2 separate regions of the Homo sapiens genome follow, and region 2 is linked to region 1. The links are chromatin contacts, found by Hi-C in ENCODE. All regions are on one chromosome and are shown on one strand. Each heading gives the region's core, a stretch centred on a gene start or an enhancer-like site at or near the end of the contact. The rest is flanking DNA. Distances are from core to core; before and after follow the strand shown. Region 1 holds the start of C3orf52 (chromosome 3 open reading frame 52). Region 2 overlaps CD96 (CD96 molecule).

Region 1 (3,015 bases), core at 218-2,717:
CACACCCTTCAATGGCTCTAGTTCTTTATCAGTCTCCAGTCCCTTTTAGGCCTAGGAGTGTTAACAGCTTCTCGCTATTGCTAGTCCCTGGGTACGTCACCATGCCTTGTTGATTCCCTTAACCCTTGCTCCTTGGTTAAAAAACCTGTTCAAAAATCCCAGCTGAGAATGCAGCCTGATTCTTGCAAGATCCACCTGTTGGAGCAGAAGTCAGTGCAGGTCAGCAGATGAGTCACTGCAGACTCCCCTTAGCAGGCAGATGGATCCAAAGTTCAGGGGATCTGGTAGCAGGCATCAGACTGCTGGAGACAGGATATCTAGGCTGTGTCTCAACATCAGGTACTGAAGATGCCAGACTTTTGGACTCAAGTCAACATATTTGGAGTGGAGCTGATTTATATGCTTCTTGTTAATGGTCTGGTCTTAATGTGTGTGTGTGTGTGTGTGTGTGTGTGTGTGTTGCGTGGAGGGTGAGAAGTAAGGAGCAAGACTATTCGGAACAGAAGCTTGAGAGTTGAGGCCCTTGGCCCAACCCATGCTGTGCTTAACAAACATAATTCCATGCTAACTAAACCGGAAGTTCTGAACTACAGATAGGGTGTCAAGGAGATTGTGTGTGCGCGTGCATTGTGTGTGTGTGTGTGTGTGTGTGTGTGTAAGGCCCCTCCTCTCAAAGATAAATAATAATGGTCATTTATGAGTGCTTGCTGTGTCAATCACTGTTCTGAGTGCTTTGCTTACAACAACCCTTGTAATCCTGGTAACAACTACATTTAGGAGGGTACAAATATTACACCAACTTTCCAGATGAGGACGTTGGCACAGAGAGATGAAGACCGAGGTCTCACAGTGAGGAACCCTCTGGGTGGAGAATAACCCAGGTACACTGGTTTTAGAGTCCGCTGTCCCCAGCACCACACAATACTGTCTCTGTGCCTGACTCTGGACTTGCGAGGAAGTGTGTTGGTGTATATTATTCACCTTCATGCACTCAGAACCTAGCACCATGCTGGCACGAGGCATGGTTATTTGTTGATTGAATGAATGCACTTTTGCTAGGCCGCGAGGACTGTGGCAAACCCCAACAACCAACAGTTCGTAGGGTTAGATCGCAAACTTTTCTCCGTTGGACGGTGCTGCCGGGCCCACCCTTTCCTTACCACAGCCCGGCACCCAGGCAGCCCCTAAACGGAGATGGTCTGCATCTGCAGGCGCGGGGAAAGGCATAGCAGGCAGCGCCCTGAACAAATCAGAAAAACAGCCTTCGGCTCTGGAGCCCACTCCGGCACGGCCTCAGGTGCTCTACCCCGCGGGATCCAGGGAGTGGCCGCCACTCACAGTTGCCCCTCCTGTCCGCTCCGGTCCGCTCCCGCCGCCCGAGGTCCGCGACGCCCCGCCCAGTGGGTGGAGTGTGAGGCGGGGAGGTCGCTCGACTCGCCGGCGCTGTGGCCTCCCGCGGAGCCGCTCAGACTTTCCCTGCCGGCACATGGACCTGGCCCAACCCTCACAGCCAGTAGACGAGCTGGAGCTCTCGGTGCTCGAGCGGCAGCCAGAAGAGAACACGCCTCTCAATGGTGCCGACAAGGTCTTCCCTTCTTTGGACGAGGAGGTCCCCCCGGCCGAGGTAAGGTCCCCTTGGCGCTGGCCCTAACTTGCCGGCGGCGGGACAGTAGTAGGACCCGGGCCTGGCACCCGCGAGTTTCGGGTTTCCAGTCAGGCGGGGCGTCGACGGCGCCGAGCGAGGGTGGGGCGCGCTCGAGTGCTCTGAATGGAGCCGAGTCACCGCGACACCTTTCGGCCCGAGCAGTCCCCTCCCCAGCCCCTGGGGTCCTCCAACCCCTCTGACCCCCGAGGCGCTTTAGGAATCCTAGTGGTGAGGTGTGGCCGCTGCTGTCTTCAGAGAGGTATTCCGGAGATGGAAGTAGTTTTTTAAAGTTATGTAACTTTTAATTCAGTTTTTCTTTTTTCCAGTAGGGAGAATGAGAATGACAAATTGAGTATCCTCCTTCTCTCAGAATCTCTTCTGTCCTCCTCTTACCTTCACTGCCTTGCCACTTCTCTCCCTCCCCTCCACCCACCTCGCCGCAGCCCCCAGCCTTCTTCCATGCCTACCATCCGCCAAGCACTTTCTGCCTTCTCCCAGCCTGGCCATTGGATTCTGCCGGAAGAGAGATAGGGGAGAGCACAGAGGAGAGAAAGCGGTCAGAAGGGGAGAAGGGGTAGGGCTGGCGTAGAGATGGGGCGGGCGGGTTAGGGGGTCGGCGCGGGGGAGGTGAACTTGCCCTGCTCAATTGAAAGAAAATAATTTCAAAGTTCTTGTCTCGAAGGTTGAGACTTCGCCCACCTTGCTTTTACCTCCTCTCAATCCCTAAGGAAGTCCCTGGCTATTTTTAGGCCAAGCTCTTTTCTGATTCATCCCTAGCAATGATGGGAACATTATTCACTCTCATCAAAGACTTGTAAAACATCAGAGCTTTGACTTCCCAGCCATCCACCTTCTGATTAACTCCTAAGATTGGCTTGAGGTTTTCTGGGTGCACAGAACTCCCCATATAGAGCCCCGACCTGATCTTTCTAGGCCCCACTCCTCCACCCCCAACTTTTTGGCTGCCCAGCTGTTGATTTTAGGGATAAGCAGGAAATTCAAAAGTTGAAAGCATTGCTTTTGTTCTACATTGATTCCTGGAACTATTGCAAAGTCTGCTTTTATAGGTACTCTGGAGAGTAATTTGGAAACTTATTTCTGAATAAAATATGAATGCCACAGAAGAATGAAGGTTGAACAAAGATAGTCTGGTCACCAGTGCAAGTGGCCACAACTGTGAACTGGCTGTATGAGTCCTCCAGGGCGGTGTCCAGGAATGGGAGTTGGAAATACTTGCCTCAGATTAGATGGACCCGCACACCCTAAAGACTCCCTAGCTTGGGGCTGAATCCAGAAATCTGGTGACAGTTTTGCCACTAAGAAGTGTGTCCCAGAGGCAAGCCTGTCCCGTAGTGGTAATGTGTGCCTAC
Region 2 (3,015 bases), core at 151-2,650, 480 kb before region 1:
CAGAATTAAAATGCCCAGGGAGAGGTACAAACCAGTAAGTATTAGACTTTGAAAGTTCTTTGTGAGTTCATGGGCTCAGAAAATGTTACCCGGGAGAGATGAAATAACTTGACCTTTGAAGTATGTATTGTATATATTTGACTCAGTGGAGAGCTCGAAAGAACGTTCTAAACAGAGAAAACAAAGTGAGCATTTGTGCAGTGACAAAGATGTTTATGGGCATTTGAGAAAGCATCAGTAGATAAGTTTGGATCAAAGAGGTGGTATTGTGTACCAAAAAAACAGGGATGAAAATTGGAAAATGCAAAGTAAACAAAGCCTTGAGCCCCAGTTTAAGGACTCCAAATGCTATCCTTTATGAAATGGGGGAAGGACCTCATTCCACTTTATTTTAGAAAGAAAGTGGTATTATTTATTCATCAAATATTTATTGAGCACTTACTATATATCAGGTACCTTTGTAGGTGCTGTGAATACAGCAATGAACAAAACTGAAAAAAAAAATGTCCTCATGGCATTTATATTCTGCTAGTTAAAAGCAGACATGAATTTCTTCTAGTTGCATTTTTATGGGGTTAGTCTACATACACTAAGTGCTTATATCAGTGCTTACAAACACAATTCTTCTGTGACAAAATTCAAAGCAAAAGAAAGCAGTTGTTACACTTCAGAAGCCTACAATTTAATATAGTTTTAGTATTAATGAAGGAAAGAAAGCACAGTCAAGTACCATATTTGTTTAAAAAGCAGGGGGGAAAAATGCCACCTGATCTACTATCACACTAAGACGATGTAGTTGGGAAGTCTGTGCAGACTCAAAAGACCTCCGTAAAACAAGGTTCCACCACATTGGACCTGAGGATTGTGTTAGATAAGTGGTTGTCAACCAGGGTAATTTTGCCACTCCAGAGGACCTTTGGCAGTGCCTGGAGACATTTTGGGTTGTCACAATGAGGGTAGGAGGGTGCTACTGGCATCTAGTGTATAGAGGCCTGGGATGCTGCTAAACATTGTACAACACAGCCCAGAACAGCCCTCACAACAAAGAATTATTTGGTTCAAAATGTCAATAGTGCCAAGGCCAAGAAGACTTGTTTTAGATCAAGGCTTAGGTGTAATTACAGTAGGTATCTCTTACTTTACAAAATCAAATCTGGATTTCTGTCAAGATGGCAACAATAGTTTATGTTTGGAATAATTTTCTGTTTGATTTTGTATGTCAATAAAACTCATGTTAAACCAGTGGCAGATTATGTCTAAATAAACTTATCTTTTTGGAATAATCACTGAATTACTATTGAAAAATCCAAATTTTGCCTTGGCAAACTGGAGGGTAATTGTGAAATCACACGATGACTTCCTGCCTCAGAAGCTGGTAGGATTCACCTTTGCATGTTCTTTGAAGAAAGGAAGTGAGATGAAGTATGTCACGGAAACCAACTTCAAAGGCTGTGGTTTCATTCCGAATTCTAAGATGTAATGAGCTTTATAATCCAGTCATCATTACGAAGCTGCATGTCTGGCTGCAAGCATCCAATTCTTATTTTTTCCTCGATGAAAGGATATTTTTTAAACAAATGTTGAAGGTCATGAAAGCAATATTCTTTAATGAGGGGAGGAGAACTTAATAACTCATAACAAACTGTAAGAGTTATCCAGGGAAGCCCAGCTCAATTCAACCTGAACCAATTCGTGTTTGCTGAGTCCCAGCTGCATTCTCAGCGCAGTTCAAGGAAGACAGGCTGACAAGCTAAGTGGCAAGATGAGACAAGTCCATGTGGAACAATCAGAGACAACTGATGAATCCAGGGTGGGGCTGTACAGACACAATTCAGGAGTTTCCGTCGCCTTGAGGAGAGAGCCCTGTGCCTTTCAATTCACTGGCTATGATTTGGCTAAGAGTTACGTAGCCTAAGAGATGCCAACCCGGTGTGGCAATCATCCAAGACACTTATTCATGAAACTCATAAGTATGGAGCGCCTACAATGTGTCAGGGACTTTTGAGGTACAGGATACAGTGATGAACAAGACAGACAGGGCTCCTGTTGCTTACAGAGCTTACGATCCTGTGTGACCCACTTGCCTTGCCTCCTGTTTTACTGCCCATCAGTCCCTTTGGCTCTGCCTCCTATTGTTATGTCTGCACATGACCCTTAGACCTGATGATGTTGATTTTAATATTAAGCCCTTTCTAAGGACTTAGCTGGTCCTCACTATCTGGGTCTTTCTATTCCTGGATACTTAGAGTAAAACACTAGGTCCAGTCTGCCTCTAACCCTCAGCCAGCACCCCAGGTAGACATAACTGATCTTCGGCAAGTGGATGATCAGACATTGAGGGGCACAGGGTAAAGGAAGCAACTGACCAGGGGATGCAACAAAACTACTGATTTATGAGTAAGCATGTCAGAAATGGTGGGGGATCAACCCAGAAGACATGTCATTAGATGAGATTAGAAGAAAGTAAATCAGAAATTCGGCAGTTGATAGGGGCATTGGATTCTAGTGTTAACAGGGGAACGCCAGAGAGAGTCTGCAAGACAGTGAGAAGGCTCCAGTGATTTGTTTGTGATAGCAACTTCTGACCCCTTTGCTAGTCATGCCATGCCTGTATTCAGGTGCCTCAATTGCTGTCCAATAGTTTCTGCCTTTATCAACATGTATCTGCTGCTGAAAAGTAAGAAAAGTCAGTGAGTGCTGGGGGAAAGGAAGGGGGATCAGGGAAGTCTTCATGCAGGGTCTGGAAGAAAATACTGACTCAGGTGGAAGAAAGATGAGAAATGGATCTTCACATTCGCATCATAAGCAAAGGCGTAAAACAAAATGAGTGCAGGACATGAGAAGACAAGCAGGAGTTCTGACATTGCTTGTTGGGAGAGGGCTAAGGGTTGATTAGGTGGGGTGGAACAAGGTAAAGATGAGCTTCAACTCATTTAGCCCCAATTCATAGCCCACAGCCCAGCATGTCTCCTTTATGCTGGACTGAAGGTCAGTGCCCATGTTATCCTGACCACG

The links. Hi-C counts contacts between places; a loop is a spot of excess contacts on that map. Pooled maps may share reads with other maps.
Region 2: a pooled map shows a loop between it and region 1 (2.4-fold over the local background). The contact joins the enhancer-like site here to the promoter of C3orf52 in region 1. A Hi-C loop is called at or near these places in 1 of 168 maps with a recorded cell type or tissue (naive thymus-derived CD4-positive, alpha-beta T cell) and 7 of 50 pooled maps.

Annotation. Positions count from the first base shown.
Region 1 is chr3:112,084,922-112,087,936 of GRCh38, forward strand. C3orf52 (chromosome 3 open reading frame 52) reads left to right here and starts at 1,468. Exons shown (of 6, transcript NM_024616.3): 1 at 1,468-1,624. The coding sequence starts at 1,487. RefSeq lists an enhancer at 1,130-1,646 and silencers at 1,163-1,212, 1,263-1,312, 1,333-1,382.
Region 2 is chr3:111,608,956-111,611,970 of GRCh38, forward strand. The region is part of intron 8 of CD96 (CD96 molecule); the gene reads left to right. Among named protein-coding and RNA genes, the nearest start is that of ZBED2, 15 kb to the left of the region's middle. RefSeq lists an enhancer at 883-2,082 and a silencer at 1,475-1,524. Within about 2 kb of position 1,401, at least 5 of the 41 ENCODE cell types and tissues checked have a DNase peak (open chromatin) inside an H3K27ac peak, as active enhancers do.